Linked DNA regions of Homo sapiens: region 1 is linked to region 2. A link is a loop called in an ENCODE intact Hi-C map of the cell type or tissue named here. Cell type or tissue: A673. All regions are shown on one strand.

Region 1 (2,500 bases), 810 kb before region 2:
TAATGAGATGCTGCTACAGCTTTCTGCAGTGTTGTGTGTTCGTGTTCTTTCTGCCTGCTGTGTCCACTCTGCAGTGTGGGGATTTTTTTGTGGGCTGTAGCCACAGGAAGGGTGTTCTAGTGAAGAAATGCCCTACTTGCCTGGAGTCTGAGCCAAACATGGACACTCCTTTGCACAACTTTATAACATCTTGCATAACATCAGTAGGTATTTTTTGGCAGTTGTGGCTAAAAAAATAGCTCAGGGATATTATCATTCAATAATGTTATATGCAGTAGTATGTAGGTTACATACCTGCTGATAGACTAGGGATAAATATGACTTATGGAGCAGTACCTTGTACTAAAAATAGCACTTGCTCATGATTGTAGAAAGTTAGAACTAACCTACCACTCAGATATCTGCGGGGAGAGAAGCATACAGGATTTAATCAATTATCTTCCCAAAACACTCCCTGGAAAGAAAATTGTAATTTCATTTAAAATAATCAATGAAATATTTTTCCATGTGTTAGATGACTTATATACATTAGCGTGTATTCTCCCTTATTTCTGAATCTTGTGATTTAAAAAAATTAATATTACAATTTTATTTCTAGCCAAGTGTTCTTTACTATTAAATTTTAGAAGGGTTGTGAAAATTTGTGTTGGGAGTCACAAATTATTCTGCGCTTTTTTGTTCTATTGGGAGATATTACATTTCTCTCTATTATTTTCACTTTGTACTTATTTGTAGGGTTGCTGAAATAGCTTTTGAACTGAGTGAACATTTTAAATTCACTCTGTTTTTTAATATTATTAAAGCTTCTTTGAGCAAATAAGAGAATGACGAAAGAAAGAAATTCGAGAGGGATAAACTAAAAAGAAAGAGGAAAGCTTTTCATATCTGAAAGTGCTAAGGATAACTAAACTTCAATCAAGAGACAAATGTAGTTTGAAGGCACTGACACTTCATCACCGCAGGGAGGCAGTAGCTCCTTCTGTAATAGGAAACTCAAGGCTTTTAGTATCTTTCTCCACTTTAAATTCTGAACTTTTCTATTAATAATTCTTTATGTGATTTTTTTCTATCAACACCCAAGCTTTAGTCCTTGATTTTAAAAGGTAATCCTTGCTCATGTCTGAAATAATTGGACCCCAAAAGTAAAACATAGTTTGCCGAAAGGGTACAAAATTGAAAAATGACTTCAGCTGCACACCATGCATGAAAGACTTTCAAAGTCTGAGTTCCCATAAAAAATTATAAATAAATGAAATTCTTTATATGCTCTGTAAGTCAACTGTTTTAAAAGCAGCAATTATGGATTCTATAGCACAACAAGAAAGGTTGGGTGGGATTTTGAGGTCACCTCATCCTAGCATCTTCACATGTGACCACATTTTTAACCTATTTCTTGCAGAATATTTAATATTTTGGCCACATTTTCATTTTGGTCACAACCTAAGTATAGATTTAAAAGTGCAGTAATACTTTTGATCCAGCAAAAGCACTAGACCCATAGTCAGGGGAATTTATGTCAGAAAGTGATATCTAGTGGAAGATTCTAAAATGTTAAAAATTCTCTCCTACTCAGTTTCCATGCTTGAGTGAATTACTTATCTGAGTGGGGGGCTTCTTCTGTGGGGATAAACAGCTTGGTAAACGTTAGAAATAGTGGTGTCTCAGATATTTCTAAGTATCTATGTCTGAGTATTTGCTATTTCCAGTAGAGGTAATGCAGCAGAGTTTAGATTCAGACATTTTCTTTTTAAAATATAATCAAATATATTTTCATCTAGTGAAGAAGGAAAAACAGATATGTTCCATATCTTTTAGGGGACAAGACTCCACTGATGTTGACTTTAAGCACAAATGCAAACAGCAGAGGAATGGCAGGGTGAAATGTATAGGAGCACAGACTCTGGAACACTGTACAGATTCAAAGCCCAGCTTTGCCATTTCCCAGTCGAATTACACTGGACACATTTCTTAACTTCTCTGGGCCTCTTTCTTCAGCTGCAAGATGGGGAAAATCATAGGCACCTACTTCATAGAGTTGTATGAAGATTAAACAATTGAGTACCTATAATATATTTAGAACACTGCTTGGCGCTTAATATATGCCCTGTAAGTGCTGGCTGTCATTCAAATGAGAGGCATTACTCTCCAACTCTTCATTGTCTATCAGGTACTCCACATTATTATTATTATTTTTGCAGAGACAAGGTCTCACTTTGTTGCCCAGGCTGGTCTTGACTCCTGGGCTCAAGTGATCCTCCTGCTTTGGCCTCCTAAAGCACTGGGATTACAGGTGTGAGCCACCATGCCTGACCCTGGTACCCTACATCCACATTATTATCTACATTTTACATACCAGGAAACTAAGGCTCAAAGACCTGTGACAGGTTGCACAACTGGTAAGTAGTGATACCCACAGATTGCACTGTACAGATTGTATACAAATATATCATCACGTGCATTAATAACATCTTTATTACTAATATGTCTTTACTGATAATGT
Region 2 (2,500 bases):
CCGACAGCTGACTCACCGTGGCGTCGTCCTGCTCAGCAAACACGTTGACCAGCTGCACCACGTAGAAAGGCATCCAGCAGATGACAAACACCATCACCACCATCATCACCATTAAGGTGATCTTGCGCTCCGAGCGCTTGCGCTGCTGCCAGCCGGCCTTGAGGGCCACCATGCGCATCTTAGCAATGATGAGCACGTAGCACAGGCAGATAGCCCCCACGGGCAGCAGGAAGCCCATGAGAAATGTGTACAACACGAAGCCCACCAGCCAGCGTTGAGCGGGCTCTGGCATGAGCATGTTGCAAGCCACCGTGCCGTCGCTGTTGGCCGCGGTGCGAGAGAAGACCACGATGGGCAGGATGACGAGCAGCGATAGCACCCACACGCCCAGGTTTACTACCTTGGCCACGGTGGGCCGGCGGTAGCGGGCCGCCTTGATGGGATGCACCACGGCCACGTAGCGGTCCACGCTGAGCACAGTCAGACAGTAGATGCTGGTGAACATGTTGACCGCGTCCACGCTGAGCACGAGGCGGCAGAGCAGCGCACCGAAGGGCCAGTGGCGCAACAACGTGGAGGTGACTAGGAAGGGCACGCTGAGCATGAGCAGCTCATCAGCAATGGCCAGATTTAGGATGTAGATGTTGGTGGCCGTCTTCATCTTGGCATAGCGCAGGATCACGTAGATGACCATAGAGTTCCCACACAGCCCCACCAGGCACACCACGGAGTAGATGAAAGAGATCAGGATGGCGCTGCCCTGGCCCTCGCTCAAGGTCCCGTTCTGGGACGCATTTCGCCCTGGCTCCTCCATGCCGTCCGCAGCGCCGGCCCCGGGGCCCCTGCTGCCGCCGCCTTCGCCGCAGCTGCCCGGGCTGGGGCTAGGAGAGGAGGAAGGAGAGGAGGCGGTGCCATTGGGGAACATCCCAGCTGAGGGGGGCCAGTGGGGCTGCCAGGGCTGGGGCTTTCTCCTCGCGCACCCGCCGCCTGCGCCCTCCCTCCCCACCCGACCGCTTGCCTGCAGCCCACAGCCGCCCAGCGCCTCCGGGTAGAGCGCAACCGCTGCGGGGAGCGCGGCTCCTACCGGCGCCGGCGGGGCGCACAGCCCAGCGGTTGCCTGGGCTCTGCAGTTTGCAGCTCCGGGGTGCCCGGGCACAGGCGACCGTGGAGAGGAGAGGCCAGGATGTGGGAGCACCGCACGGCACAGCCATTAACTGGCGCGGCTCTGGACTGGTAAATGATTAATAGGCACCACCAGCGCGTCAGCAGCTACGAAAAAAGGGGGTGGGGTGGAGAAAGGGAGGAGAGCACATAGGTGGCTTGTCCCCCCCGCCCCCCATTTTTTTCCTTCCCAGTCCTGCACTCTGCTCAACTTTAGTGGCTCCTTCCGGGGTTCCCTCGCAGCACCATCTGCCTCTTGCTCTCAGAGGAACCAAGAGAGTTCCTCGGCCTTACTGGAGGGCGGGTGGGAACCAAAGGTATAGATTCTGTCTCATTCCACTCCTCTCCTACCCAAAGCAAAGACTCAAACGGATCCATGAACATGGATGTCTGGAGTTCATCTCAGTTTCCCTCCATTGCTGCCCTTTTCTCTGGAGACCCCAGCTTCTCTCCCGTCCCGCAGTCCAGAACCCTAAATTCCCTCTTCCCACCCTCGCTTGCCTTGCAGCTCAGACCCGCCAGGGAAGTTCCGGGCCCTCCTTACCCAAAGTGCGCAACCTCCAGACTGAGACGTAGATGGTCGGTGCAAAGTGCATGTGCGGTCTGTTAGCAGGTTGACGATCTTCGCGCAGACCAACTCCCTTCTTTGCGCCTGGCCCCAGCACAGGTGCCCACGCAATTACTCTTAGAATCGCGGAAACTGGCCCTAAGCTGCGAGCGTTATGAGAAGAAAGGACAACCACCGTGCGTTAGGGGCTTCTGCGCTATAACACAGCAGGCAGCTTAGGCTATTGGGAGTGTTCAGGGACCTGAGTGAACCATTCGCAAATCTCTTAATAAAGCTCGTAGCGCTCAGAGCCCCCCGTGTCTCCCACAGGAATATCGACTGCAGAAACGAGGACGCGCAGCTGGGAGCTCTGGAGGAGCTTGAGACTCCCTCCAGAAACGTGCCAGGCGCGGTGTTGGGAATCCACCTAGGTGTTCACTCGGGAAAGATAAGGCTGCGCCGCTTGGAAGGGCTCCACCCGCGTCCCTGCTGTACTTTGTACCCTGGAGAGTTGGCGGGTTCTGGCAGACGAGAGTTTAAAGGCTTGGGCGGGCGGGGACGCCAGCTCTTCTAAATCCAGGTGAGGAGCTGCCGCCGTGCGATGACCAGACCTGTCACCAACCCCAGGAACGGCAGGGCGACATTCGAGTTTTTCCGGGAAGAGCTAGGATGTCAGCTCTTTCTGAGGCTTGATTTGTGAGCTGGCTCTGGGTCACGTGCCCAAACCATTAGGAGATATCAATGTAGGCAAGCCTGAAGCTCACTGACTTCATTTAAGAATCAAAACGGTTT

What was found. Peaks named below come from ENCODE experiments on the same cell type or tissue, not always from the same donor. Only the 100,000 strongest peaks of a DNase experiment are listed, where the experiment ranks them.
Region 1: it touches region 2 in a loop (5-fold over the local background); 2 of 110 quality-filtered maps call a loop at or near these places.

Annotation. Positions count from the first base shown.
Region 1 is chr14:39,014,027-39,016,526 of GRCh38, reverse strand. No RefSeq gene overlaps it. Among named protein-coding and RNA genes, the nearest start is that of SEC23A-AS1, 88 kb to the left of the region's middle. In A673, a CTCF peak has its summit at 958; a DNase peak (open chromatin) is centred at 956.
Region 2 is chr14:38,207,815-38,210,314 of GRCh38, reverse strand. SSTR1 (somatostatin receptor 1) reads right to left here and starts at 2,411. Exons shown (of 3, transcript NM_001049.3): 1 at 2,211-2,411; 2 at 1,706-1,872; 3 at 1-1,269. The coding sequence starts at 925. LOC124903303 (a long non-coding RNA gene) reads left to right here and starts at 1,028. Exons shown (of 2, transcript XR_007064117.1): 1 at 1,028-1,233; 2 at 2,039-2,500. RefSeq lists enhancers at 1-260, 261-964, 1,948-2,500. In A673, a CTCF peak has its summit at 1,084; a DNase peak (open chromatin) is centred at 1,094; H3K4me3 peaks cover 2,500 bases; H3K27me3 peaks cover 1,399 bases.